Regions from separate parts of the Homo sapiens genome. Here region 2 is linked to region 1. A link is a loop called in an ENCODE intact Hi-C map of the cell type or tissue named here. Cell type or tissue: B cell. All regions are shown on one strand. Links, peaks and the distances in the headings refer to the core of each region. The heading gives the core; the rest is flanking DNA. Region 1 overlaps LOC107987061 (a long non-coding RNA gene). Region 2 holds the start of AQP7 (aquaporin 7).

Region 1 (15,221 bases), core at 2,952-10,951:
GAGTCTGATTTAGATCTGACTTTGTTGTGTGGGTGAGGAAGCTTCTCTAAGGGCAGAGGGATTGAGGGAAATGTACATTATTTATATCTATGAAATTAGTGAGGTTGACTGTAGTTAAAATTAATTTTAAAAAATCAAAATGTTTCAGGATGAAGAACTAAATGTTAAACTATTGGTATGTTTATAGCTATAACAGAGTTTGCCATAAGTTCTGTTAAGACAGGTTTTATTCACTGCTGACTCCCCAGTGCCTAGAACAGTGCCTGGGATGCAGTAGGTATTTAATAAGTATTTGCTGATTAATAGGTTATGCAGATGAGTGATGTGATAGGTTTTTCTTTCTAGGTGCAGATGCTAATTTCAGTGACTGGATTAAAAGGTGTCAAGAAGCTCAGAATGGTATGTAGATCTCCCTTGGTATTTCAATTTAAAAAGAAGCAAACATTTGAAATTTTTTGGTTTAAACAAATTTGTTTTTACCTTTATAATTTATTTTAAATAGTACATGTTTCCTTAAATGTAGACTTCCAAAAATATACTGTTTTTTGCCTAGCTTCTTAGGTTGAAAAGGAGATTTGGGTGGATTGCTGGTATGGCATATCAGTGAGAAACTACTAAGGAGTCTAGGCTGGGCACGGTGGCTCACGCCTGTAATCCCAGCATTTTGGGAGGCTGAGGCGGGCGGATCACGAGGTCAGGAGATTGAGACCATCCTGGGCAACATGGTGCAACCCCGTCTCTGCTAAGAAAATACAAAAATTAGCCGGGCGTGGTGGTGCGTGCCTGTAGCCCCAGGTACTCGGGAGCTAAGGCAGGAGAATCGCTTGAACCCGGGAGGCGGAGGTTGCAGTGAGCTGAGATCACGCCACTGCACTCCAGCCTGGGCGACAGAACGAGGCTCTGTCTCAAAAAAAGAAATTACTAAGGAGTCTAAAATGAATTCAGGAGGCAAAATGAACCCACTTTTCTTTAGTTGAAAGGTATGGAGAATTGGCTTGCTTAATCAGTATGTTTGTGCAATAAAAATCATATAAATACCTTTGCCTTTAAATGTGCTGTTAACTGAAAATGCTTCCTTTTTATGTTTTAATAGGCTCAGAATCTGAGGTGGTAAGTCCAGAGTTTTCATTCTTCATGTTTTTACTTACTTAGGTTAAATTTCAAGTACCAAGTATATTTGAGACAGGACACAGGATGAACTCTTTGTCAGTTAAATACTAAGCAATTCCATTTAAGTACTGGTTCCTCTAGGAACTGAAATAAAACCATTTTTTCATAAATATGGAAGTTTCTAGTCATGAAATTTATTGGGCTATTTTAATGAATTTATTGTGTGGTTCAAATCTATTTGGTATGTTTTAGTATGGTCAAAATGATTATTTATCTGTTCCTTACTAAAACCTTATTACATTTATTTAGGTCCAACAGTTTGAATCACTTGTAGGGCTTTTTATGATAGGCTAAGACAAAAGTTAAGGAAAATTGGAAATGTTTATCTTTAATTCAGTATAATGTTTATTGTTTTGGGCATGAAGACCTTCAAGTCTTTTCAGTTATTAAAAATTATGGTGGAATTGAATAAAAGTAACTTTTAGTTTTTTTTTTTTTTAAAGACAGGGTCTTGCTCTGTTACACAGGCTGGAGTGCAGTGGTGCCATCATAGCTCACTGCAGCCTCAAACTCCTGGGCTCAAGCAGTCTTCCTACCTCAGCCTCCCAAGTAGCTGGGACTACAGGTGCATGTCACCCCACCAAGCCCCCTAATATATTCTATTTCTTTAAAAAGCTTTTTAGGCTGGGTGCAGATTCTTATGCCTGTAATCCCAGCACTTTGGGAGGCTGAGGCAGGCAGATCAGTTGAGGTCAGGAGTTCAAGACCAGCCTGGCCAACATAGTGAAACCCTGTCTCTACTAAAAATACAAAAATGAGCCAGATGTGGTGGTAGGCACCTGTAATCCCAGCTACTCAGGAAGCTGAGGTGGGAGAACCCCTGGAGCCCAGGAGGTGGAGGTTGCAGTGACCCAAAATCATGCCACTGTACTGCAGTCTGGGTGACAGAGCGAGACTCTGTCTTAAAAAAAAAAAAAAGAGAAAAAAGGACACACTACCATAAAGATGAATCTGCTTTTTTGTTTTGTTTTGTTTTGTTTTTTAATTACGCTAAATATTATGTTACTTCATTATGAGGGAACAATGAAAAATTACAGTTTAAGTAACTAAGTTTTAGATTCCTTTATATTTTCAAAAAGAAATAAAGCTATACAATAGAATTAATATTCAGAGAATATTTAACTATCACTCAAAATATGTAGATAATAGCCAGGCGTGGTGGCTCACACCTGTTAATACCACCACTTTTGGAGGCTGAGTTGGGCAGATCACCTGAGGTCAGGAGTTATACACCAGCCTGGCCAACATAGCGAAACCCTTTCTCCAGTAAAAATACAAAAATCAGCTGGTCGTGTTGGCACGCGCCTGTAATCCCAGCTACTGTGGAGGCTGCAGCAGAAGAGTCACTTGAGCCTGGGAGATGGAGGTTGCAGTGAGCTGAGATCATGCCACTGCACTCCAGCCTGGGTGACAGAGTGAGACTCTGCCTCAATTAAAAAAAATGTAGATAATAGTGTAATTTAGTAAGAAAAGTACTGAACTGAAAATCAAGAAATCTGACTCTGGATCTTTGCTAGCCCTGAGAATTTAGTCTAGGCACAAAATGACTATGACTAAATTTTTAGTACCTTTGAAAGGAAGTCCGTGGACCAAATGAGCTCTGGAGTCCTTTCAGCTGTAAAATTATATGAAGGTATAATGATAAATGAGTTCAGGCGAATAAATGATATAGGTAGGCTTTTTCCATGGCTACTCCTTTTTTATGTTTAATTAATTAATTAATTTTTGAGACAGAGACTCTCTCTGTTGCCCAGGCTGGGGTGCAGTGGCCCAGTCTCAGCTCACTGCAACATCTGCCTCTCTGGTTCAAGCGATTCTCCTCTCTCAGCCTCCTGAGCAGCTGGGATTACAGGCATGCGCCACCATGCATGGCTAATTTTTGTATTTTTAGTAGAGATGGGGTTTCACTATGTTGGCCAGGCTGGACCCAAACTCCTCACCTCAAGTGATCTGCCCGTCTCGGCCTCCCAGTGTGGGTGACAGTGAGACTCTGCCTCAATTTTTTTAAAAAATGTAGATAATAATGTAATTTAGTAAGAAAAGTACTGAACTGAAAATCAAGATATCTGACTCTGGATCTTGGCTTGCCCTGTGAACTTAGTCTAGGCACAAAATGACTATGACTAAATTCACAGTACCTTTGAAAGGAAGTCCGTGGACCAAATGAGCTCTGGAGTCCTTTCAGCTATAAAATTACATGAAGGTATAATGGTAAATGAGTTAATGTGAATAAATGATATAGGTAGGCTTTTTCCATCACTACTGATTTTTTTAATGTTTTATTTATTTATTTATTTGTTTATTTATTTATTTTTGAGACAGAGTCTCTCTGTTGCCCAGGCTGGAGTGCAGTGGTACAATCCCAGCTCACTGCAACCTCCACCTCCTGGGTTCAAGTGATTCTCCTGCCTCGGCCTTCTGAGTAGCTGGGACTACAGGTGCCTGCCACCATGCCCAGCTGATTTTTATATTTTTGACAGAGATGGGATTTCACCATTGTTGGCCAGGCTGGTCTCAAACTTCTGACCTTAAGTGATCCACCTGCCTTGGCCTCCCAAAGTGCTGGGATTGCAGGTGTGGGCCACGGCACCCGGCCACTACTCCTTTTTATACAAAGTCCTGCAGCAAACTGTGTTACTATTTATTAAGTTAAAGTTCTAAGGACATGTGAAGTTTCCTGTTGTGGAATAGGATCAGGGATGGCCTGTGTCATGAAGAATGGTAAGTAACTGGGCCTGCAGAAAGGAGACAGGTTCGGAGGGTTGGAGCAGGAAGTGCAAAGTGAAGTAGTTTTTTGCATCTAGCTAAGAAGGATCTGCCTATTTATTCATTTAAAGATTGTGAAGAACAGAGCTGGTTAATTATGAGGCAGATTTATGAAATAGCTGCTTGGGACAATAGAAAGTGAGAAAAGGGATGAAATCTTATCAAGTTTTTTTGTTTTTTTTGTTTGTTTGTTTTGTTTTTTTGAGACAGAGTTTCGCTCTTGTTGCCCAGGCTGGAGTGCAGCGGCATGATCTCAGATCATTACAACCTCCACCTCCTCGGTTCAAGCAATTCTCCTGCTTCAGCTTCCTGTGTAGCTGGGGTTATAGGCACACGCCACCATGCCTGGCTAATTTCTGTATTTTTAGTAGAAACGGGGGTTTCACCATGTTGACCAGGCTGGTCTCGAACTCCTGATCTCAGGTGATCCACCCACCTTGGCCTCCGAAAGTGCTGAGATTACAGGCGTGAGCTACCATGCCCGGCCCTTACCAGGATTTTGGTCTGCCTCTGGTCCTGTCCACATTGTGTAGAATTTGTTTAATAAAATAATTTTGAGTAATCAAGCACAAAACTCTAGGTGGATTTGAAAGGGAGATATTTCCGAAAATTATAAATTTGATTTTTTGGTGTATGTCTATCAAGAGATTGGTAATGCATGTCCATTTGAAGTAATTTGAGTGTGAATTAATGATAAATGACTTAAGAGCTTGTATTACTTAGCCATCTCATATATTGGTGGAAGAATAGCATGTGTGATAAATACACAGATCTGTGTGGCTAGAGTTGAGGATGTAATTAAGCACTCTCATCTCTCATTCTTTTTTCTGTTTTGTATCTTGCGTTTGTTGATTTTAACCATTCTTCAGTCCTACTTAGTATGTTCTCAGTTTGCCTTTCTTCCCCTTTCCTCTTTAAATGCTAAACAACTACTTTTCTTCCTTGTATAGTAGTTCGTTTATGTATACATTTCATATCCCTCATTCCTATGTAAGTCTCTGAGGTTAAGAAGCATGACTTTTTTTTTTTTTTTTTTTTTTTTTTGAGACAGAGTCTCACTGTGTCGCCCAGACTGGAGTGCAGTGGCACGATCACGGCTCACTGCAAGCTCCGCCTCCTGGGTTCATGCCATTTTCCTGCCTCAGCCTCCCGAATAGCTGGGGCCACAGGCACCTGCCACCATGCCCGGCTAATTTTTTGTATTTTTAGTAGAGACAGGGTTTCACCGTGTTAGCCAGGATGGTCTCGATCTCCTGACCTCGTGATCCGCCCACCTCGGCCTCCCAAAGTGCTGGGATTACAGGCATGCGCCACTGCACCCGGCCAGAAGCATGTCTTATTTGTATGTTTGTATGTGCCCCAGTTAGGGTTCACAGATGAAGTACAGCATGCTCAATTAAGTTTGTATTTTTGATAAACAATGAATTATTTATTTAGGTTTTTTTTTTTTTTTTGAGACAGAGTCTCACTCTGTCGCCCAGGCTGGAGTGCAGTGGCCCAATCTTGGCTCACTGCAACCTCTGCCTCTCTGGTTCAAGCGATTCTCCTTTCTCAGCCTCCTCAGTAGCTGGGATTACAGGCATGTGCCACCACACGTGGCTAATTTTTGTATTTTTAGTAAAGACGGGGGTTTCACTATATTGGCCAGGTTGGATTCGAACTCCTGACCTCAAGTGATTCACCCGCCTCAGCCTCCCATATGTTGGGATTATGGGCGTGAGCCACTGCACCTGGCCTATTTTTTTATTATATAAGTGTGTTCTGTGTTGCATTTTTGTTTGCTAAACTTGGCAGCCCTTGCCATGTGTATTGCACAGTGGGTGCTTAGTTCAGTGAATCAATCAAAATTGGGTTCTAGTTTTAGTCCTGTGACACTGGCAGAGTATTTTTATTCTTAGTTTTGAAGGTGGAAAAAAATCTGAAGTTAATGGACTCTAAATCTTTCCCCAAGGTTACCTAGTTAACTAATTGCTCAGCCTGGCCCAGGACACATACATACACTTGACTCCCAACCAAACTAGTATGCCTTTGCTTAGTTTTTTCCCAAGTTTTGAATTGAAGAACTTAGATTCTAAGGATTTGTTCTAAAGGATGATTATTTTTCTTGTCCTGTCCCTGGAATCTCCATATTTTATACATACATACATACATACATATATATATATATATATATATATATATATATATATATATGTATAATATATATACACACATATATAATATATATTATATATATTAATAATATGTAATATATATATATATACACACACACACAAACAATCTTGTTAGATTACTAACTCTAAAAACTATTTGGGGGAAAACAAATTGAAAGAAGTTTTCTTAATTATGTCTTAAGGGAAATAAATGGTAAAAATCTTTCAATTTCCTTTTTTGTACAGTAGAGGGAGACAGTATTAGAATACTGAAAATAAAATCTGTGGGTTACTGAGGCTTACTTTGTGGACACTAAGAGAGAACAGTACTAAAATAATTTGCTCTCCATGTATTCAGATATCTTGATTGTATTTCACTGTTCGGATATCTTGGACCTTTGTGCCTTAAGAAAAGATGCATTTTGCTGGGGAGAATCTGCTTAGTATTAGAGCTTCTGTAAAATTTGCAGCTTAAAAGGGTGATTTCTGTGCTTTTGAGAATTCTCTTTTCTTTCCCACCTTCAAGGTTGAATGAATGTTGCATGTCCATGTGTAGTCGGTGGTTAAATGTTATTAATTTGAGTGATAAATAATTTGCGATGAAAGTAGGAAGAGAAAGAGGTAAAACCCTGAAATTAATGAAATAGCATTTCTTAACTGTTTTACAATATAATATCTAATATGTTTTTCCAAGCCAGGATTCATATTTTTTCAGTATCTCTGATAGTTATTTCTACCTTTTGCTGAATATAACTTTCATGTTAGCCTATTAATTTTTTAGAAATTAAGAAACTATAATTTTGTATTTCTTCTTGTTAATTTAATGACACTCTTCTCTGGTCACAGTCTCAGAATTGTGACTTTAGTGTCACCTATATTGTGAAATATTCATTTTAAAAATTAGTTTTTTTTTTTTTGAGACGGAGTCTCACTCCGTTGCCCAGGTGGAGTGCATTGGCATGATCTCGACTCACTGCAACCTCCGCCTGCTGGGTTCAAGCAATTCTCTTGCCTTAGCCTCCTGAGTGGCTGGCACTACTACAGGCACACACCACCATGCTCAGCTAATTTTTTGTATTTTTAGTAGAGATGGGCAGGCTGGTCTCGAACTCCTGACCTCATGATCTGCCCGCCTCAGCCTCCCAAAGTGCTGGAATTATAGGCATGAGCCACCGCGCCTGACATTAATTTTTATTCCTTTTAAGAATTAGAATTCTCAGTCTTTTGGGGTGAATTTGCCCTTGTGGAAATGTTGTTTTCTTCCTATTTTTAGTCAGAATAATTTTTCTGTATTAAACAATACAAAATGTGAAAGCCTGGAATTGTGGGAATTAAAAATGTATGTCTTAGAAACAAAATAGCCTCCTTTTCTCTCACTAAAATTTGAGAAGTTTTAAAGTAATCCCTTTTTTTAATGTTCAGAGAAGAATATTTGTATGTTAAAGAATCCTGGTGATAATGTAATGGAATGGGGTATCTGGGCATGATGCTCCTGCTTATCTGAATACATATATATGGGAATTTTAAAAATTGTTGCGTTAACATCTTGCTTCATACAGTGGTGGTGATAATAGTGAGAATTGTTTAATTTTTTTTTAACTGAGTTAGTTAAAAAAAATCCACAAATTGTAGATCTTGGAATGTATTCTTGTTACTTTTCATATATTTTGTAACATATATTTATATATTTTTAAAGAAGACTTTTACTCTACATAATTTTTAAACAGCTATACATTGTCAATATTTTTATCATGTCCTTACATATTCAACAGCAAAGTATTTCGTCATATGCATGCACTGTACCTTATTTAGCCAGCTCCATTTTGTTTGTCCTGTGGATAATTATAATAGCTGTTTTGACTGTTTTACCACATGCCAGGCACTGTACTGTGTATTATCTCATGTAATTCTCATAGTTACTGCATGGTGTAGGTATTTTTATCCCCAGTTTACAGGTAGAGAAACTGAACTCAGAGATGTTAAATAATTTGTCCAGGTTTTTCGGATTATACTGATGAAGCTACTGATAACATTCTGTTGTCAGTTATTTGCCAGAAAGAGTTCTTTATTTTTCTTATACATAATATCATTTATTCTTGAGAACCCTAAATGAGTTATTCTTGGGAACCTAAATGAGTTAGGGCCTACTAAGTCATTTGCAATACAATGCAATAGGAGAAACTGAGGCTCGCTGAGATTAAGTTGCTTGCTTATGGTTATACATCCAACAAATGGCATCTATTTCCGACTCTTTCTGTTTACACAACTGATTGTTTTTGTCCCAACCCCTGCTTATTTCTGAGGAAATAAGTAAAAATTCTAGCTGAAAAATACATTTCTAGCAAATTTTTTCATATTTTGACTCCCTCTTCTCTGAAATACGGATAACAGTCTTTTTTTAATAGGGTGATTTTATTAAGTGAGATAATGCATGTGAAGCATGTAGCACACAGGGTATATAATAGTCAATAAATGTTACTAGTACTATTTCTATTATTTTATTTTGGTTATTTAGATTTTTATTCGGGCTGTAAAAGCAGTAAATGCGTATTATACCATATCATAGAAAATCTGGAAAAGATAAAGGAACTTAGGAAGTAATCACTCAGACTCACCACTGATGACATTTTAGCCTGTTTCCCTCGGGATAACTCATTATTTCCTGATACATAGGTCGATCACTACACATGACACATACTGGAATCTTTTTACTTATGGGAATGTCTCTTCTGATTAATTACTTTAAGAAGAACAGAGGCTGTGTCCTCATGTACCAGCACTGTTTCTAGCTCAGAGTAGGTACTCAGCAAATATTTGAAATGAGCTGTTAGAAGCTTGAGAGAAGACCTTTCAGGTCTTCTCCATTCATTGCCATTTTTTGCATTTAAAAAATGATTATAAAAAGATTTTAGTTTAAAGACAAAGAAGGTAGATGTACTAGTTTGAGCTCAGGAAGACTGAGCTATTATCAGACAAAGGAATTTGATGTAACAATGAAATGTGCAAAGAGCTCAGTAAGAGTGTGTTGGGAAGGTTGCATTCTGTAGATCGGGGGAGCAATTATTTAATGAGTACAGTCTTGAAGTATATGGTTCTCAAAAGTTTGCCAATAAATTGCCCCAGCTCTTTAGTCTGTGGGAAATATCTCTTCTTGTTAGTCTGTAGTGGCAAGTGGAATCTTACTTACCACTTAAGATGGTGGTGTCTGGATATCATGGTTGCTTAACTGTAATGACATCTCTTTAATTTTGAAGTTTCTTTCATTGGAAAAAATTAAACTCTGTGCTATGCAGAGGAGACTTTAGAGGTGGATGGATGGTAATACATATAATGTTGAGAACTAATGATCCAGCACAGTAAGGATTCTTACTGATAACCCATGAATACTCTTTCGGGATATTAACACCTTGAGAGCCTTCCTGGTACATGTGAGAGTAACATTCAAGCAAACTACCAAAGTTTTAAGTTAACTTTTAAAGTATTTTTGACTTAAATGAAAATAGAATGGTTTCTTAATGGGTGCAATAAAAACCTCTGAAATTGGACTAGTGCTAGTTCTAGAACTATCTTCCAGAATCAAGACTTAAAACTTCATTTTTAAAAACATTGAACCATTTGAAAGTGCAAGCATTGAAAGTGAATTAAGTGTAAAAAGGAATTCATAGAAAATTAGCCCCTCCCTTCTTTTCCTTTTTTTTTTCTTTGCTGGGGGAGACAGGGTCTTACTCTGTTGCCTATGCTGGAGTGCAGTGGCACTATCATGGCTCACTGCAGTCTCAACTACCTGGGCTCAAGTGATCCTTCCACTTCAGCCTCCCAAAGTGCCAGGATTACAGGTGTGAGCCACTGCACCCAGCCTCCTTTACCTTTCTAAAAAATATGCTTTAAGTGGTTTATTACATGCAGCTATTTTGGTGAATGATTAAGTACCATTTCAAAAGTGGAGGTCAGCTTGTCTCAGCTGAAACGGGTCATTACTAAGAGCTTTTCCTTTGGCTTTATAAAGGCCTCTCTGCGCATACTGCACACTTACTCAGGTTATGATGGCTATCAGTAGATGTGAATACTAGTCTGTGCTGCTTTTCAGGTGAAACAAGGAACTTTTTATAGATGATGTGTACATAGTTACAGGAACATGAAGTGTGAATATAGGGTGCCCTGTGGCCAAGTTTAGTGTGGTGGTGAACACAGTACTTTCCAGGCCCTCATTTTTCAGACGAGTTGAAAATTAAAGGAGCAAGATGCAGTTTTAATCTTTCAGATAATATTAACAGTTCTTTTCAGTAACTGTTGCTGTGTCATTGCCAGCTATTGGATTTCTGTCTCCTTTTGATAAATATCCCAGCAGTGACACCTTAAAGTAACCAGAGTACTGTCATTTAATACTGTGTATGAGAAATTATTGGTGGTATATTACTTTATAAAAAACTAGCTGGGCACAGTGGCTCACGCTTGTAATCCTAACTGCTCGGGAGGCTGAGGCGGGAGAATCACTTGAACCCGGGAGGCAGAGGTTGCAGTGAGCCAAGATCACACCACTGCACTCCAGCTTGGGTGACAAAGACTCTGTCTCAAAAAAAAAAAATCATAGTTTACTTTAGGGAATTCTAGAGATTCTTGTGAAATATTTGTTTTTATGTATGTAGAGTTTAAACATGTAAATTACACTGAAGATACTATACTCTGCCCTTATCCCGGTGACATGGTTTTATATTTTTCTTATTATGAAAACAGTTGTTTATTACATTTCTTTGCTCCTAAAGAAAATAAAAATAAACACTCAAAACCACATACCCCACATACACATACCATCACGTGATGTCTGATTAAAAATGTTGGCAACTTTCCCTATGTTAGCACTTTGTTAGGGTATTTTAAGGTGCAAATTTTGAAGGTCTTTTTGCTAAAGGCAGATGGTATAAAGATTACTAGGAATTGCTAGTTTAAGTGAGTCATCTGATAAAAAGAAGTCAAAGAACCTAGGGGTGAATGGGCTTCTCTTTTTGTTAAGTCTGCCTTTTGATTTTTTAATTCTGTTTGCAAAAGTAATGATCCTTTTCATGGAAAAAAGTTAGAATATAACATTCTAACTCAATTCTTCATTTAAACTGTTTTATATAATGTTATGGTGCTTACTTTAATATTTGCGTTAAAAATTCTGATTTTAGCCAGTTAAAAATAGAGGTGAGAGCATTATTTGAATAAAGAAAACAAAAGGTAGGTATAAACGCTATGTGAGTGTGTGTTTAGGCGTGAGGATAGACTCAGGACTAGCCTTGATTAGAGAGTAAAAGATGCTATTAGGATACTATTAATTTTTCATTTTAATAAGTGAACTTAGTCTAGCATTCAGAAGTTCTTAACAGTCTGCCTTCTGCTTCTTTTTCTTTTTCTTTTTTTTTCTGAGACGGAGTTTTGCTCTTGTTGCCCAGGCTGGAGTGCAGTGGTGCAATCTTGGCTCACTGCAACCTCCACCTCCCAGGTCTCAGCCTCCTGAGTAGCTGGGATTAGAGGCATGTACCACCGTGCCCAGGTAATTTTGTATTTTTAGTAGAGACGGGGTTTCTCTATGATGGTCAGGCTGGTCTCGAACTCCTGACCTCAGGTGATCTGCCCACCTCAGCCTCCCAAAGTGCTGGGATTACAGGTGTGAGCCACCACGCCCGACTCTGCTTCTTTTTTATCGTGTTTTTCACTGCTCTGATTTTTTTTCAAGTCAAGTCCTGAACTTGACGCAAATTGATCTTCTCCATACTCCCCTATGTAGTGTCCTTGCATACCCCAGTGCTCCAGTTAGGCCATTCCCTGTGCCTCTTGCAAATGCTTTTGCCCTCCAAAGCCCTTCAGAGTGTATAAAGCCTTTCCTCTTCACAGTCAGGTGTGGTCTCTGCTGAGCTTTTAGCACATTTATTTATTTAGAACTTCAGTAACTTTCTTAAAGTATCTCACGTACTTCCAAATGGTCGAAGATGTGTCTTTAATATTTTAAAAATCCAGCCAGGTGTGGTGGCTCATGCCTGTAATCCTAGCACTTTGGGAGGCCGAGGTGGGAGAATGGTTTGAGGCCAGGAGTTTCAGACCAGTATGGGCAACATAGTGAGACCACGTCTCTACAAAAAATAAAAAAATAGCTGGGAGTGGTGGCACATGTCTATAGTCCCAGCTACTCAGGAAGCTGAGACTGGAGAATCACTTGAGCCCAGTTCAACACTGCAGAGAGCTGTGATCCTTCCACTGCAATCCAGCCTGGGAGACAGAGCAAGCCCCTTTCTCTACAAATAAAATAAAAATCCCCACCATCTTGAGGACTATACCATCTTATACTGGGTGTTTAGTAATTCTTTGTTGAATGAATGAATGCAAAAATGTTAGTATTAGTTGTATTATGTTTACACAATGAAATGTTTCTCCACTGTAAAACAGGTGAATGCACATGTAAACACAGTAATTATTTTAGAATCAGATTTCTTAATAGTGGCATTATTGACATTTTGGGGGATTGCCCTGTATACTATAGGATGTTTCGTAGCAACTGTGGTCTCTACTCACTAGATTTCATTACCACATCTCCCCTCAACTCCAGTTGTGACAACTCACAATGTCTCCAGACACTGCCATATATATTTTTGGTGTTTCAGAGAAGCTGAATAAAAGTAGATCTCTCCATATTAACTAAAGGATAATGGTTAACATCTGTGTGGTACTTTGCGTATAAAGTGCTTTCACATATATCACTCATTCATTCATTTGTTAAGCATTTATTGAGCTCTGCTACGTGCTATACGCCTCTACTGGACACCAGAGTATAATATACTGGTGAAGTACTCCTTGAACTTGAGGCATCATCAAAAATGTGACTTCCCATGAAAAGCCTTCTCCCACTTTGTTAAGTCACTCTGCCCTTCTTATTGTCTAATGCCGCACTCTGTCTCCTTTGCAATATTTTCTATTCTTCTCTCCTTAAGGGTAGGTGTCGTGTCAGTTTCTGCCACCTCTGTGAGGTCTTGAATGCAAGACCTAGTGTACTGCTAGGCCCAAAACAGGCACTCAATGAAACCAGTTGAGTCAGTGGAAGAATGGATGAAAGCAACATGCTTATTGGAAAGAGACAAGCCAAGATTCATTGCTACACAATATGATGGGTACCAAGGCAGAGAAGTGGGTTGCGGGCATTGCGTTAGTCTGTTTTGAGCTGCTATAACAGGATACCACAGACTGGGTAATTTATAAAGAACAGGAATTTGTTTCCTCACAGTCCTGGAAGTTAGGAAGTCCAAGATGAAGGCACTGGCAGGTTCATTTATCTGGTGAGTGTCTAGTCTCTCTGCTTCCAAGATGGCGCCTTGATTGTTGCATCCTTGAGGAGTGGGGGAAGAATGCTGTGTCCTCATATAACAGAAGGCAGAAGAACAAAAAGGGATGAACTCCCTCTTTCAAGCCCTTTTATAAGGGCACCTAATCCCATTCACAAGATAGGAGCCCTCGTGGCCTAATCACCTTTTAAAGGCCCCACCTCTTAATAGTATCACATTAGCAACACTTAGTTTTAGATGAGGCACATTGAAACCATAGCAGGTATAAAAGACAAGCATTTAATCAGACTGTTTGTCAGTTGATAATTTTTCTTTCCCTCCAGGAGACATGTCTATGAGTGGCTGAGAGACCTGTTTAATTCTGGGGTATAGAATTAAGATGGCCACCTGCCTGCAAGTAGAGATAAGCTGCATTCTCCCAAATCAACTTTGTTCATAATAAAAGGAATGTTCTGGCCTCCATATGCCATACTCTTTATTGTCAATTTCTTAAATAGTTCACAACTTGGTTAGAGAAGAGGCAGGCTATCTATTGCCCCATCCTCTACCTTTTTTTCTTTTTTAAAAAAACTAAATACCTAATTGCTATATTGTTATTCTTTTGTCTGTTAGTGCTCTCTTTAACACGTATAAAAATAGACCAAATTGACATGATCATATTTTAGAAAAATACTATTTTCTTTTTTTTGAAAAGGAAACAGAAAAAAAAGATAGATGGCTTAAATTGTCTACTTATCATAACATAGAATTAGAAATCCCAGTCTTTGTGGCTGCCAAAAAAAAAAAAAAAAAAAAGAATGGCCAAAAGATGAAATCAAATAAAAGTCTTTCACGACTCTCTTCCTATGACTGTTAATATGAAGAAACTTAATAGTTCTGAAAATAAAGATGTAAATTGCTGCAGAATATAAAACAGGATAAAGTCACAATAGCCAAAATGTGGAAGCAACCCAAATGTTCATCTGTGGATGAATGGATAAACAACATGAGGTATATATGTACAATGGAATATGATTCAGCCTTAAAAAGAAGTACAATTCTTACATATGCTACAACATAGATGAACCTTGAGGACATTATACTAAGTGAAATAAGCAGGTCACGGAAGGACAAATATATGATTCCACTCATGTGAGGTACCTAGAATAGGCAAATTCATACAGACAGACAGTAGTTTCCAGGGGCTGGGGGTAGGGAAGAATAGTTAGTGTTTAATTAGTATAGACTTTCTGTTTGGGATGATTCTTTTAAAAGTTCAGGGGATTGATAGTAGCGATGGCTACATAACAATGTGAATGTACTTCACACTACGGAGTTGCACAATTAAACATGGTTAAGATGGTACATTTTTGTGTATTTTAGCATAAGAAAAAAAATTTAGGGCTGGGCAAGGTGGCTTACATCTGTAATCCCAACACATTGAGAGGCCAAGGCGGGAGGATCACTTGAGCCCAGGAGTTTGAGACCAGCCTGGGCAACATAGTGAGACCCCATCTCTAACAAAAAATAATAATAATAATAAATTAGCCAGACCTGGTGGTGTGCGCCTATAGTCCCAGCTACTCAGGAGGCTGAGGCAGGAGGATCACTTGAGCCCATGAGTTCAAGGCTGCAGTGATCTGTGATCATGCCACTGCACTCCAGCCTGGACGACAGAGTGAGAACTTGCCTCGAAAAAAAAATTAGTATGATAAAGCGCAGACCATGTATATAATGAAGATACTTCAACCATTTGAAGGAGTGTTCTGTTCTCAAGCCAAATAGAGAACCACATACTATCCCAGAAAAAAACACAGTTAGCAAAGGATCCAGGGAAGCT
Region 2 (15,221 bases), core at 3,006-11,005, 94 kb after region 1:
ATTAGATTTGGGGCTGATTGAGGGGGCCACGAGAGAGGGAGTAGTTGAGTGACTCCTGGAGGGAAAGCTTCAGAGATGTGGTGGGGAGGAGCATTCCTTGGGCTAGGCCCTTGGGAAGGGGGCAGACTGTGGGGAGGTGAGGTTGGGTTGGGGCAGGTGAAGGTAATGTGCTTGTTACACATACGAGATAACAAGAGAGGAGGCTGGACCACTTGTTCTTGAGCTCCGGGCTGGAGATGGAGGCTGGGGAGGTGGCAGCATTTGCGTGGGGGAAGAGGATGTGAGAGCCATGCAGGGCTGCCTTCTCCATGACGCACAGGAGGCACAGGACCCATGAGAATGTTCAATCTAAGGGCCCACAAAATGTTTTAGTTTGCATCCAAATAAGAAAAAGAAGAACTTGTAGGCTGAAGAAAATGTTTTAATATTGATACATCAGGGCCGGCGTGGTGGCTCACACCTATAATTCCACTTATTTGGGAGGCCGAGGCGGGTGGATTGCTTGAGCTCAGGAGTTTGAGACTAGCCTGGGCAACATGGAGAAACTCCGCCTTTACAAAAAATACAAAAATTAGCCAGGAGTGGTGGCAGGCACCTGTAATCCCAGCTACTTGGGAGGCCAAGGCAGGAGAATCGCTTAAGCCCAGGAGGCAGAGGTTGCAGTGAGCTGAGATCGCACCATTGTACTCCAGTCTGGGTGACGGGAGTGAAACCCTGTCTCGGAAAAAAAAAAAAAATTAATATATTTGTCTTTATACCAATAGTTGTAAAATAGAATTAATTATTACTATTATTATTATTTGCTGGAAGAAGGGGCCCAAAAGGGCAAAAATGCCAAGGGCACATATATCTAAAAGAATGGAAAGCATTGGGAGCTAAATGATAAGAACTTACGAACACAAAGAAGGAAAGTGCAGACACGGGGGTCTTCTTGAGGGCGGGAGGAGGGAGAGGAGCAGAAAAGACAACTATTGGGTACTGGGCTTAGTACCTGGGTGATGTAATAATCTGTACAACAAACCACCATGACATGTGTTTACTATATGTCAAACCTTCACGTGTGCCCCCAAACCTGAAATTAAAAAAAAAATAATTGAAAGCAGGATCTCAAAAAGATAATTGCACACCCATGTTCATATCGGCACTATTCCCAATAGCCGAAAGAGGGGAGCAACTCAAGTCCAGGGATAACTGAATGGATAGACAAAATGTGGTACATTCATACAATGGAATATTGTTCAGCCTTAAGAAGAAGGAAATTAGCTGGACATGGTGGTGGGCACCCGTAATCGCAGCTACTTGGGAGGCTGAGGCAGTAGAATCACTTGAATCCAGGAGGCGGAGGTTGCAGCGAGCCAAGATTGTGCCATTGCACTCCAGCCTGAGCAAGCGACAAGAGCAAAACTCCATCTCAAAAAAAAAAAGGAAGGAAATTCTGACACGTTACATGGAGGGAGCTTTGAGAACACTATACTAAGTGAACTAAGCCAGGCACAGGTAGACACACAGTGTATGGTTTCACTCATATAAAGTATCTAGAGTAGTCAAACTCATAGAGATGGAAAGTAGAATGGTGGTTGCCAGGAGTAGGAGAAAGGGAATTGAGGAATGATTTAATGGGTATAGAGTTTGCTTTGCAAGATGACAAAGTTCTGGAGATTGTACAACAATGTGAATATACTTTCCACTATTGGACTCTACCTAAAAAATAGTTAAGATTGGGCTGGGCATGGTGGCTCATGCCTGTAATCCCAGCACTCTGGGAGGCCGAGGCGGGCAGATCATGAGGTCAGGAGTTTGAGACCAGCCTGACCAACATGGTGAAGCCCCGTCTCTACTAAAAATACAAAAATTAGGTGGGTGTGGTGGGGCACGCCTATAGTACCAGCTACTCGGGAGGCTGAGGCAGGAGAATCGCTTGAACCTGGAAGGTGGAGGTTGTAGTGAGCCGAGATCGAACCACTGCACTCCAGGCTGGATGACAGGGCAAGACTCACCAAAAAAAAAAAAAAGTTAAGACCCGCCACCCCCCAACCAAAAAAAATAGTTAAGATCACTAAGTTTATGTTGCATTTTTTACCACACACATACACACACACACACGCCAGGCTGGGCACGGTGTCTCACATCTGTAATCCCAGCACTCTAGGAAGCCAAGGTGGAAGGATTGCTTGAGCCCAGGAGTTTGAGAATAGTCTAGGCAACAAAGTGAGACCTCGTCTTCACAAAAAGAATTCAAAAAATAGTTTGGCATCTTGGTGTGCGCCTGTAGTCCGAGCTACTCAGTGAGAAGAAGCTGAGGTGAGAGGACTGCTCAAGCCCAGGAGTTTGAGGTTGCACTGAGCCAAGTTCGCACCACTGCACTCCAGCCTGGGTGACAGAGCGAGACCCTGTCTCTAGGAAAAAAAAAAAATGCCAAGGGCCTATGAAAGTCCTAATGTGCCCCTAGGGTGGAGAGGAGACCACCCAGAGATGGAGCCTGAGAGAGGTGGAGGCAGAGGGGCTATGCTGTGGGAAGAGCCTTAGCGGTGAGTGTCTCCCTCTGTCCATGCTCCAGCCTTCTCTCTCCTCCCGTTCAGGGAAGCACTGGGGCATCCTCTAGCTGGGCTAGGAGCCAGGACACCTGGGTTTGACTCACGCTAGCCCTTGGGCTGTCCCAAAAGCAGAAGAGACAGTGTCTGCTCACCCAGCCCAGCCTGGCCCAGCCTGCACCCCAGGGACCAGTGCAGGCATGGGAGGGTTCTCCATCAACCCAGGGAGAGGCCCAGCATCTAGGGAGTTGCCACTCTCCCTGGGGCCCACATGTCCCACCAAGCCTTCCTGGCTGAAGCTTAATGCCCGTGGGTGCCGGTACCCCAGACCCTGACCACACAGATCTCTGCACAGGCCCTTGCTGCAATCACTGTTCTCCTGGAAAGCTGCCAATTGAATCCCACCTTCCCACTGGCTCACCTGGACATTTCAAAGCTGCTTTCCTGCTGAAGGGAGGGGCTCATTGTGAGCATTTCCTAGGGTCTTTGCTCCCTGTTTGCCCTTAAGGGGACAACTATGCATAGAGAGGCCTCAGGATTTGGGCAGAGATGAGGGAGTCGGGAGGGTCTTTCAGGGAACGGCTGGCCTTGGCCTATGTGGAGGCAAGCAAGGAGGCTGTTCCATCAGGGAGTCCCCAGCGTGAGTGGGGAGACCGGGCAGTCACACTACACTGGGGCTACCTCCTTTCTCTGGCTGAGCAGGAGAGTGGAGAGAGTGCAGCTTGCCCGGGGGAAACTGAGATGGGCTCCCTGCCCGCCCTAATCCCCCTGTTCCCGACCCACAGCCCCTGACCAGATCAGATAGGGCACGTTCCTGCATGGAGCTGCTCACTTACTGGGACCGTGCTGACGCAGGCAGGGAAATATTAACCTGGAAGAATGGTCGCATGTTCACGTGTGCACAACTTGGGGAGTGTGTGTGTGTGTGTGTGTGTGTCTCACTACAGAGAGGCTTCCGCGTGCAAGACCAGACACACATAAGCAGATGCATGTGTGCGCACATACACACATACACAACACACACACACACACACACCTGTCCATCCACACAGGCACATGCTCACATATAGGTATATACAAAGACACAAATGCTTCTCACACATGCAAATTTCTTCAGTGTTGTCTCCCTGGCTGCTTCCGTTAATAAGACCCCTCTTCCTTCAGGAAGCCTTCCCTGATAGCTCCAGCTCATACTAGAAAGTGACAAGTCTGAGCTCAATCCCTGGTTTCAGATGCCAAGTTAGGCAGCTCCATATAGGCTCTTTTAGGATGGAGTAGGCCTAGGTTGGAATTCTGGGTTCTCGACTTCAGGGGATCTTTGCCCTTGGACAAGTGGCTGTGCCTGATCCTGTCTGCCTTGGTCTCCATCTGCTCTGTCCTGAAGGCCCATGGATGATTCTGAGAAGGATGAGAGCCTGGGCGGGGGGCGAGGGGGAGTTCTGGTAATTGGTGGGTGTGAGAGTTAAAGACCTTCCTGGGTCCTGCCTCTGCCCTTGCCCCTCCCCAGCCTCGCCGCCTAGTAGGGGAACCCTGGTCTCCTTGGGGTGAGCCAGAGCCCTGGTCTGGATGTTCTAGTTCTAGGTGATCTTGGGCAAGTTGTTACCTTGCTCTGAATCTGTTTTCCTACCTGAAAAATGAGTTTGGAAGGAGATGCTTACTTGGGTGGGGCTTAAGTGTCTTTTCTTTTTGGGGCATTCTGAGAACCTTCATGGCTTCAGATGATTCGAGAGAGACCAGGGCTCCTTGAGGGACCTGCCCTGCCCTCCTACCCCCACCCCTGCGCCTGGAACCAGAGTGGCTCCTTCCTTGCTTGTTTATACCATGGGCTCCTGAGTTATGCAAAGGATTCCGTGGCTCGAAAGAGTCGGAAAAACCACAAGTGTAAAGCAGCGTGATGAAAAGCAGTTTTTGTGATAAGTTAATCCAATGGCATGTTGATTGAAACAAATAATTAATCAAAATGTTTAGTTTTTGTGCGTGTGTCAACACTTTGGGGGACATTCGGGGACAGTTTTTAGCACCTTTAGTCATTTTTGTTTCTTCATTCTGATATTTTAAAATTTCGATTTGCATTTTCATCCTTAATTGAGTTTCAGCCAATTGTGTTTATCCCATGTTGTTCACAATAGAGAAGTGTTGGGTCCATTTAAAATTGGAGACAATCTAAACGCTCATCAATAGAAGGATTCCTTATTATATAATCTCCATCAGGTGGAATGCTGTACAACAGGCATGAGGTGGACATGGACCTACTGTCATAGAAAGATATTCTTAACAAATGTTTGAATGAAAAAAGTATTTTAGACCAAGTGCGGTGGCTCACGCCTGTAATCCCAGCACTCTGGGAGCCCGAGGCGGGTGGATCACCTGAGATCAGAAGTTTGAGACCAGCCTAGCCAACATGGTGAAACCCCATCTCTACTAAAAATACAAAAATTAGCTGGGTGTAGTGGCTCATGCCTGTAGTCCCAGCTACTCGGGAGGCTGAGGCAAGAGAATCACTCGAATCCGGGAAGTGGAGGTGGCAGTGAGCCAAGATTGTACCACTGCACTCCAGCCTGGGTGACAACAGCGAAACTCTGGCTCAAAAGATAAAATAAAATAAAAAAGTATTTTGTTTTATTTTTATATATTTATTTATTTTGAGACAGAGTCTTACTCTATCACCCATGGTGGAGTGCAGTGGTGCCATCTCAGCTCACTGCAACCTCTGCCTCCTGGGTTCAAGTAATTCTCCTGTCTCAGCCTCTTGAGTAGCTGGGATTACAGGCACCTGCCACCATACCTGGCTAATTTTTGTATTCTTAGTAGAGACGGGGTTTCACCATGTTGGCCAGGCTGGTCTCGAACTCCTGATCTCAGGTGATCCACCAACCTCAGCCTCCCAAAGTGTTGGGATTACAGGAGTGAGCCAATGCACCTGGCTATATTTTTATTTGCTAAAAATAAAACTCTGTGTGTGTGTGTGTGTGTGTGTGTGTGTGTGTGTGTGTGTGTGTGTGTGTAGGTCCTGGACAGTCACAGTTTAAGCATCAAGAGGGCCTGAGTTTAGACCAAAGGTATACCAGGTATAAGGTTGTGGCAAATATTGTTTCTTTGAAATTTAAATTTAACTGGGCATCTTATATTTTATCTGGTAACTCTACTCAAGCCCATCCTATGAAGAAAGGACCCCGGGTGTCCCCTCCCTCTCTGCCCCCCAACTATCTCCACTGGCTCAGAGACCCAGAGACCCCCCGCCGCAGGCTCTGTGCAGACTAACATGCTTCACAGCTCTGACCCAAACTCCCACCTTGGTGGCCCCTTTAGCTGCCTCTCTTCTCTCTGCAGTTGAACTTTCTGCCTCCTCAGCCTCTGCTTCTTCAGTGCTGTTGCCACCCTCTATCCCCACCAGCTCATCCAGGCAGCTGTCTGCAAACACCTGCCTGGCCAGCCCCTCCCAGCACCCAACTCTGGGGCAACAGCCCCCTACTGGCTCCCATCAGCCTCTGGGCAGCCCTGTGTCTGGGTTTCCAGCTCCTTCCACACCCACTCCTTCTTCGTCATCCTTCTTCCCCAGAATCCTGGCCCTGGCCCTTGCCTCACTCCCTGTGCTTCTTGGGCAGCCCCAGCAACTCTAGTGCTGAATGTCCAGGGGCTGATATCTCCTCTTCTCTTTCTCCAGCTAGACTCCTCTCCCCAGCCCAGGCCCAACTGCGCCTCTGCCTGCTGGATGCCCTGGGGCCTCAGGGACCTCAGGTTGACCCTGTTGCTCTTCTCTTTGTTTAGAACCCTTTGCAGGCTCCTCAGGCCCTCGGGTTAAAGTCAGAACTCCTTGGCCTGGCTGACAAAGCCCTTCATGGTCTATCCCTGCCCACTTCCGCAGCCCTCTGCAAGTCACTCGCAGTTCCCAGGTTTTCTCACAATCCCATCAAGCTTCAAATGCCCCGGTGCCCCATCCCCCTGCTCGTTTTGGAAAACTCAGTTCCCACGTCACCTCTAACGGAAGACCCTTGTACCCCTCCAGCTTGGGATAGCCCCGTCTGTATTCCTTCCAGCCTATCTGGTGTGTCCTAAGTCACCTGCTGCTTACCTGTCTCTGCCGTGAGACAGATGGGACTGTGTCTTCTCCACCTCTCAGTCCCCAGGGTCAAGCCCTGTAAAAGAGCTTAGAGCCTGATCTCTGACCCCAGCATGGATCCCAATTCCCTCCCTCACCAACCTGACACCAGCCCATTCCAACTCTGCCCAAGTGCTGACCTCATCCAAGACCCCAGATCCACTTCTAACATGACCTCATCCCGGCCCTGGGAGCACACATGGGAAAGGAAAAAAGGCAGGACTCTCCCATTTCCAAGCGTGCACCCCTCCCTTCCTGAGGAAGAAAGGCTGAATCTTGAGCCCACGTAGAATCTGCAGAGGGAGGCCGGGCGCAGTGGCTCACACCTATAATCCCAGCACTTTGGGAGGCCGAGGCGGGTGCATTACCTGAGGTCAGGAGTTCGAGACCAGCCTGACCAACATGGTGACACCCCGTCTTTACTAAAAATCCAAAAAAACTAGCTGGGCTTGGTGGTGCATGCCTGTAATCCCAGCTACTTGGGAGGCTGAGGCAGGAGAATCACTTGAACTGGGAGGCAGAGATTGTGGTGAGACAAGACTGTGCCACTGCACTCCAGCCTGGGCGGAGCGGGACTCCGTCTCAAAAAAAAAAGAATCTGCAGAGGGAAGTTAGTGCCTTACAGAGGGCTTCTGACTAGGAAGCCCCGGGACTGTGGCCGACCCCTTCCTCTCCCTGCCTCACCCCTGCAGAAAGATCTGCAGAAAAAGCTGGAAGGGGTGGGAGGGTGTGTGCAGGGGTGGGGACTGGGGCTATGCAGGTTCCAGACCTGGTCTTTGGCACCCTCTACAGGACAGTTCCATTCCCAGACCTGAGCTTTGGACAACTGAATCTTATGCCCCTTCCCACCCATGGAGCCTGGTGCCGGAAGTTCCCAGGACTTACCCACCGTCCACCACGCCACATAGCAAGCGTCCTCAGTGTCTGCAGACCAGAAACACCTCCCTTGTGTCTCAGCACTGGGCCACCTGCTGAAACCCCAAACTGCCTGCCCCATTGTTTGAGACCCAGTCAGGCCTTGGCTCCAAAAGTCCTCTGGGACTGCTGCTGGCCCCCAGGGTCTCTCCTGACTGCACCTCGGTCCCGGAGCTCCCACACCGCTGAGCCCCGAGCCCGATGTCCCGATCCAGCTCTGGGTCCTTTACGGGGGCCTTGCTGGCCTTTCCTAAGGGAGGTGTTTTCCCGAGGACAGGTGGACTGCTCCTCAGACTAGGGGCCCTCGGAGGGCCAGGCCTGGGCTTCTACCTCCTCTCGCAGGCTGGTGTTTCTCTGCAAATATGGCTCGTGTGTCCTCCTTCCTCTCAGACTGGGGGCCCCTGAGGACTGGGCCTGAGTTTCCCTTTCCCCCTTCACAATGGGGGTTCCCTGAGGACTGACCCAGGGCCTCCCCCGTCCCCTCCACCTGGCTGTTAATCTCCAACACTTCCACCTCCAGTCCTATTCTGCACAGCTCTCCCCAGCGCTGGGGGCTCAGAGGCCTCTTCAGCCTTCCCCAGGGCTGGGGCTCAGGGAGGGCTTCCTCAGGCGCTGGCCCCAGAGTCAGGCTGCACATTGGCTTGGAGGACAGGCCTTTCCTCTGGGACTGAGAGGCCCAGAGTGCCCACCCAGAGCTCCACCTCTGACCTCACAAAGGCCTGCTTCAGAACTCGGTCTCCACGGCACTGCTGGCCGGACGAGGGATGTTATTTTGGGCAGTGCATCTGGACTTGGTTCAAGTGGCACCAGCCAAACCCCTGCCTTACTGACCTCTCCCCTGGAGGAGCAGGAGCAGCGCTCGAGGCCGCCCTGGGAGAGCTGAGAGGCAGGCTCTGGACTGGGGACACAGGGATAGCTGAGCCCCAGCTGGGGGTGGAAGCTGAGCCAGGGACAGTCACGGAGGAACAAGATCAAGATGCGCTGTAACTGAGAAGCCCCCAAGGCGGAGGCTGAGAATCAGAGACATTTCAGCAGAGTGAGTGGGGCTCCAGGCAGGGTGGGGATGGGGCAGCCTCCTCAGCGCCCAGATCTGGAAGGGCCATTCCCTGGGTACCATACAGGGAGGAGGTGACTGAGGGATTGTTTGGGGAAGGAGCCCCGTCTGGGAGTGGAAGTCCCGGCTTTCTTGTTATGGTGCAGTCCTGTGTTGCTGTGTGACACAGGCACATACACCCTCTCTCTGGGCCTCAGTTTCCTTACCTGTAAGTTGGTTGTTGGGAGGACCAGCGGTAGAGCAGAGATGGCAGGGATGCACTGAGCTGGGCTGTCAGCAGACCATGGGGGTGGGACGAGGAGAGAGCTGAAGACCACCGGCAGTGGACCACAGCGGGAGGCGTGCAGGCAGGAGACGGGTCAGCTGCCGGCTTGCTGGAGTCATTCCTCCCACGCAGTCCCCTCCTGAGGGGCTGGAGCTGGGGCTGGAGGGTTTCGGCAGTCAGGGCTGGAGATAAGAGTCTGTGCTGGAGCTAGAGGGAACTGGGCTAGAGAATCAGGAGGACAGACAGGGTGAGGGGACTTCGGGCTACCTTCATGCTGTCAGTTAGAGATAAAGATAGGAGTACAAAGGGGAATTTTTGGGTGAGGTACACGGGTGAAATGAGTTTTCAGGGCCTCATCCTGTGTGTTCACCTTCTGTGTGTGTGTGTGTGCATGCGTGCATGTGTGTGTGTGTGCAGGTCCTGGACAGTCGCAGCTTAAGTTAGCAGCAAGAGGACTTGAGGTTAAAGGTATAGCACGCAAATATGAGGCTGGAGCCACTGAGTAGAGGCTGAGGGCATCTCCACAGTCCAAAGCCGGGCTGCAGACACGGAAGGTCAGCAGGAGCACTGGAGGGTCTGGCCTGGGGCTGGGGTCCTGGGGCCAGCATGGGTGGGGTGGGGCTCCAGGGCGTCGCCTCATTGGCTGAGCACCGCTCCTCCCTCCCTGTTCCTTGGCTGGGTTAAGGGAGTGGCACTAGCAGGAGCTGCCCCAGGGCTTCTCCCCTGGGGACCAAGGTCTGATGGAAGTGTGGGGCCAAGTTCTGTGTCCTCCAGCCCTAGTGACCTCTCTTTGGCTCCTCAGCATCTACAAATCTGAAAGACAAAACATGGTTCAAGCATCCGGGCACAGGCGGTAAGTACCCCACCCTCTTCTCACCCTCCAGCCCCCTGTCCTTCACCCAGCCCACTTCAGTGCCCTCCCTGTTCCATCCTCAGCCTCTCCCTTGGGGCAGCTGTCCCCACTCGACCTCCTCCTCCCCACCCACCCACTCGCCTCTGAGGTCCCAGAAGAAGAGCATCTTCCACCTGTTGCCTGGGCTGGGTCCTGGGGTGAGGGGAGGCTCAGAAATACTTGGATGAGGGTCAAGGCATGCAGGTGGCCTTCAACTCAACTGCACTCAGCACCTCTCACCCTCTCAGGCTCAGCTGTCTTTGGGGTGAACAAGAGCCAGTCCTTGCAATGGCCAAGGCCCAGCCTTGTTAGCTTTCTGGCCTCCCCACTCCAGCCCCCTGCTCTCCCTCCTCCAGCCACACTGAGTTTCTTTTCAGGTTTTTTTTTTTTTCCGAGATGGAATCCAGTTCTGTCGCCCAGGCTGGAGTGCAATGGCATGATCTTGGCTCACTGCAACCTCCTCCTCCCGGGTTCAAGCGATTCTCTTGCCTCAGCCTCCTGAGTAGCTGTGATTACAGGATTACAAGCACACACTACCACACCCAGCTAATTATTATTATTATTATTTTGGTATTTTTAGTAGAAATGGGGTTTCGCCATGTTCGCCAGGCTGTTCTTGAACTCCTGACCTCAGGTGATCCACCCGCCTTGGCCTCCCAAAAGGTTGGGATTACAGGTGTGAGCCACTGCACCTGGCCTCACACTGACTTTCTTTGCTTTCTTCAAACATGCTGAGAGTCCTCTGGTGACTAGTCTCCCTCCACCTGAGAGGCTTTCTGCAGCTAACATACAGCCCACTCTCGTCTCCTTCATGGCTTTGCTCCAAGGCCACCTTCTCAACAAGGATTACTCTGGCTGCCCTATTTGAAATCACACCCCATCTCCAGCCCCTGCACTCCCAATTCCCCTCTCCTTGCTCTGTTTTTTTCCGTAGGAGCTGGTACCTTCGCTTATACAAATGTACTTACTTATTACATTTCATTGCTGTCAGCTCCACGCAAGCAGGGATATTTGCCTGTTGTACACTTGGACGGAGAGAATGAATAGTGCCACTCTGTTGACATCATTGCCTCTAGCCTACATCGCTCTCCAGGGCTTTAGATCCTGTTTCTAGAGACCCACTGGTGTCTCACAGGCAACTCAGCTCCTAGATGGAAACAGCCTCCTCCGCCCCCTGCAAGTCCACTCCTCCTGTGCTCTTGGCTCAGTCAGGGGTCCCCTTCTCCTCAGTTGCTCAAGCCAGAAGTCAAGGTCATGTCCTTCATACTTCCCTCTCCCCCATGTCTCACATCCAGTCACCAATCTCCTAAAATATCTAGAATGTGCACAGCTTCCACCATTCTTTCTACCACCACCCTACTCCCCCATGGCCATGTCAGGCCACCACCCGCCCATTCTTCAAAACCCCCTTCAGGCCTCACCTCCCATGCCTTCCCTGAGCTCCCCCAGTCCCAGGCTGCTTCTCTCTGGTGTTGTTGCCATTACCCATCTCTTCCATTAAACAGAGTGACCCAAGGGTGGAGAGTGGGTTTTGACTTTGTATCCCTGGTGCTTGACTCATAAGTAGATGCTCAACAAAAAAAAATTTTTTTTTTTTGAGATGGAGTCTTGCTCTGTTGCCCATGCTGGAGTGCAGTGGCATGATCTCGGCTCACTGCAACTTCTGCTTCTTGGGTTCAAGCGATTCTCATGTCTCAGCCCCTCCCCCCCCAGCTGGTATTACAGGTGCCTGCCACCATGCCCAGCTAATTTTTTTTTTATTATTAGTGGAAATGGGGTTCTGCCATGTTGGCCAGGCTGGTCTTGAACTCCTGACCTCAAGTGATCCACCTGCCTCGGCCTCCTAAAGTGTTGGGATTACAGGCATGAGTCACCATGCCTGGCCAACCAATGTTTGTTGAATTAAGAAATGTTGGTTAGCAGGTTGAATTGTTGGCTCGTGGTTAGTTGGATAGTTTATGGTTGGCTGGTTGATTAGATAATTAAATGAGTTAATAGCTGGTTAACAGGAGAATCAGTTAGTTGGTTTTTGATAGGTTAGTCAAAGGGTTAGTAAGCCACCAGGCGTGGTGGCTCATGCCTGAAATCCCTGCACCTTGGGAGGCTGAGGCGGGAGGATTGCTTGAACCCTGGGAAGTCTAGGCTTCAGTGAGCTGTGACTGTGCCACCACCGCACTTCAGCCTGGGCGACAGAGTGAGACCCTGTCTCAAAAAAAAAAAAAAAGGAAAAAGAAAAAGAAAAGAAACAGGCTTTTAGTGAGCTGTTAGCTATTTAGTTCCTTGGTTAGCAGATTACTTAGGGAATCTGGTTGGCTGCCAGTTTCTTGCTTTGTAGGCTGGCTTTCTTGGGCCCCTCTTCTTAGTCTGTACCCTCTCCTTGAGCTCTCTCATCTATGCCCATGGCTCAGATGACCATCTGTGATTTGCTGTCCTCCAAATGTGTCTGTAAGTGAGACCACATGACCAGCTGCCTCCTCACTGGCCATCCCACCCAAGTGTCTAGCGGGCTCCTCACACTCAACATGCCCAGAAAGGGCCTCCTTGTCCATTCTCCCACAGCTTCTCTGCTGCGCCCCACACTAGTCAGGACCTGCCCTAGCCAGGACCTGAGGGCATCGCTGAGCTGCCCCGCTCTCTTCCCTCTCTAACCAAACACCAAGCCTGTCAGCTTGACTGTGCTCTTTTGGCCATTGGCGCTGCCATCTCTGTGGCTCAGGCTGCCGCCACTTCTCCACCCATCTGTGGAGAAGCTGATGCTCACCCTGCCTCCACTCCACTTCCTCCATCCTGGCCTCCACAGGGGAGGCAGCTCTCCTGCTGAAACCCTCCACTTGGCCCATGGCCCTCTGGTAGAGTTCAGACTCCCTAATGTGGGCCATGAGGCCTTCTGCCACCTGGCCCTGGCCCCTCTCTGCCCATCTCATGCCACCTCCACTCCTCCGTGGCCAGCCCATTCCTGCACATTGGATACTGCCTTAGCTGCAGGCCTTTGCACATGCCAGTCCTACGCCCAGAGTGATCCCTGCCTCCCTGGAGGCTCCTTTACCCTCCAGCCTTCTTTTCTTGACCTAAATTTCCCTTTCTCTGGGAGCCTCCTACCCCCTCCTCTAGGCCATTCACTTCCTCCACATGCCCCACGGTGCCCACTCTTTCAGCTGGGGCAGTGCTCATCACACTGCATAGTAATTGCTCAATTGATTGCTTTTCTTCCCACGGGCTGGATCGTACCAGTGTCCTTTACTGCAGTGTCTGAACATTCTAGGCACAGTAGATTCAAGAAATCTTGAGTTCATTGGCTGGTTGGTGGTTATCTGTTGCTTACTGTGTCTTGCCAGCTGTGTGGTGATGAGGAAGGAGCCAGGCTTCCAGGATTCTCTTGGTGTTCTTGGCTTTCTGCTCTATCCACTTCTCTCTCCTCTTCTGTGGTTACCTCCAGCATGGGAGCTGGGGTTGGATGGGGGCCAGTGGAGGGTCACCTCGCCCTGCTAGGGAGAGCAGCAGCATTCCTCAGGGCTCCTAAATTCCCCTGACCTCACAGCAGCAAAAAGTAAGCAGAGGGAATGAGAGATGTCCAGGCATGGAATAAAACATCTTCCACTTTTCAGCTGAGACCCTCTGTTCATAGCTCACCCATCCCAGTCTTTGCTCTATTCCTTACCCCAGAGAAACAAAACCAGGGAGGAGTAGATGGAGGGGGATGCAGAGTTGCGCGGATAATCCACTGGCCCCCATCCAACTCCAGCTCCCATGCAGCATCGTATAGGGGTCTCATTATCCCATGAGCAGCCTCCTCAGCCCTGAAGAAGAGACCCTACCAATGCAAGCAGCAGCCCAAAGACAGTCCTGGGAAGGTACCATAGAGGCAGGGGAGAGGTAGACAGAGCAGGGAGCCAAGAACACCAAGGAAATCCTGGAAGCCTGGCTCCTTTCTCATCAGCACACGGCAGGCAACAACCAGCCAATGAACCAAAGATTTATTGAATCTACTATGCCTACTATGTTCAGGCACTGCAGTGAAGGAAACTGGTATGATCCCAGCCCTTAGGAAGAAAAACCGTTAATTAATTATTAATCAAGCTTTTTTTTTTTTTTTTTTTGAGACAGGGTGTCACTCTGTCACCCATGCTGGAGTGCAGTGGTGTGATCTCAGCTCACTGCAACCTCTGCCTTCTGAGCTCAGGCAATCCTCCCACCTCAGCCTCCCCATTAGCTGGGACCACAGGCGTACACCACAACACCTGACTAATTTTTGTATTTTTTTTTTTGTAGAGATGAGGTTTTGTCATACTGCCCAGGCTGGTCTTGAACTCCTGGGCTCAAGCGATCAGCTCGCCTCGGCAAGTGCTGGGATTACAGGCGTGAGACACTGTGCCTGGCCTAACTGAGCAATTACTATGCAGTGTGATGAGCATTGCCCCAGCTGAAAGAGTGGGCACCGTGGGGCATGTGGAAGAAGTGAATGGCCTAGAGGAGAGGGTAGGAGGCTCTCCCAGAGAAAGGGAAATTTAGGTCAAGAAAAGAAGGCTGGTGGGTAAAGGAGCCTCTGGGGAGGCAGGGGACCATTCTGGGCGTAGGACTGGCATGTGCAAAGGCCTGCAGCTAAGGCAGTACGTGATGTGCAAGGATGGGCTGGCCAGAGGAGTTGAGGGGCTGGTGTCAGCTTCCGGGCATGCAGACAGTGAGATAGCAGAGTGACTAAGGCCACACTTAGAGGTATCTGTATCCCTCTTCTTCCTCTTTTTTTTTTTTTTTTTTTTTTGAGATGGAGTCTCGCTCTTGTTGCCCAGGCTGGAGTGCAGTGGCAAGATCTCGGCTCACCACAACCTCCATCTCCCATGTTCAAGCGATTCTCCTGCCTCAGCCTCCAAAGTAGCTGGGATTACAGGCATGCGCCATCATGCCTGGCTAATTTTGTATTTTTTAGTAGAGATGGGGTTTCTCTATCTTGGTCAGGCTGGTCTCGAACTCCCGACCTCAGGTGATCTGCCCACCTTGGCCTACCAAAGTGCTGGGATTATAGGCGTGAGCCACCGGGCCCAGCCCCTCTTCTTCCTCTTTATCCTCCAGGCCCACCCCGCCACCTTCCCCAAACTCCAGTCCTATACCTCTCTCTATATGCAGATTTGGGCCCTGTTACTCACCTGTTTCATCTACCTTTCCATCTAACCGTGCACTTAACTCAATATAAATCAAGTGCCAGGCCCTTTGGGAAGCTCTGAGGATCTAGTTGGGAGTAAGACAGATTCCCCAGTTTTCACTCATTCAACAAATACTTATTGCACATCTACTATGTGCCTGGCGTGGTGCTGGGCACTGAAGATACACCAGGAAGTAGATCCAGTCCTTCCTTTTCTCCCTCCCTCTCTCTTGGTCATTCATTCATTCACTCACTCTCTCACAAACCTCTGTTTGCACTGACCTGGTTGCACAGCCTGGTGCATTTTGCTGACCCCTTCATTTTTGAC

The links. A loop is a pair of places that touch in the nucleus more often than their neighbours do. Peaks named below come from ENCODE experiments on the same cell type or tissue, not always from the same donor. Only the 100,000 strongest peaks of a DNase experiment are listed, where the experiment ranks them.
Region 2: a loop joins it to region 1, with 2.8 times the contacts of the local background. A loop is called at or near these places in 2 of 110 quality-filtered maps.

Annotation. Positions count from the first base shown.
Region 1 is chr9:33,489,716-33,504,936 of GRCh38, reverse strand. It overlaps LOC107987061 (a long non-coding RNA gene), which reads right to left. Exons shown (of 3, transcript XR_001746648.3): 3 at 15,029-15,221. It also overlaps the pseudogene SUGT1P1. Among named protein-coding and RNA genes, the nearest start is that of NOL6, 23 kb to the right of the region's middle. In B cell, for the core only: a CTCF peak has its summit at 6,389; no DNase peak of the experiment used is centred there.
Region 2 is chr9:33,395,733-33,410,953 of GRCh38, reverse strand. It overlaps AQP7 (aquaporin 7), which reads left to right and starts at 8,386. Exons shown (of 8, transcript NM_001170.3): 1 at 8,386-8,581; 2 at 9,667-9,717. The coding sequence starts at 9,692. It overlaps LOC105376020 (a long non-coding RNA gene), which reads right to left and starts at 9,433. Exons shown (of 3, transcript NR_188543.1): 1 at 9,132-9,433; 2 at 8,806-9,046; 3 at 404-714. RefSeq lists enhancers at 2,230-2,729, 2,730-3,231, 6,061-6,618 and a silencer at 9,169-9,463. In B cell, for the core only: a CTCF peak has its summit at 7,432 (motif pointing left); a DNase peak (open chromatin) is centred at 7,413.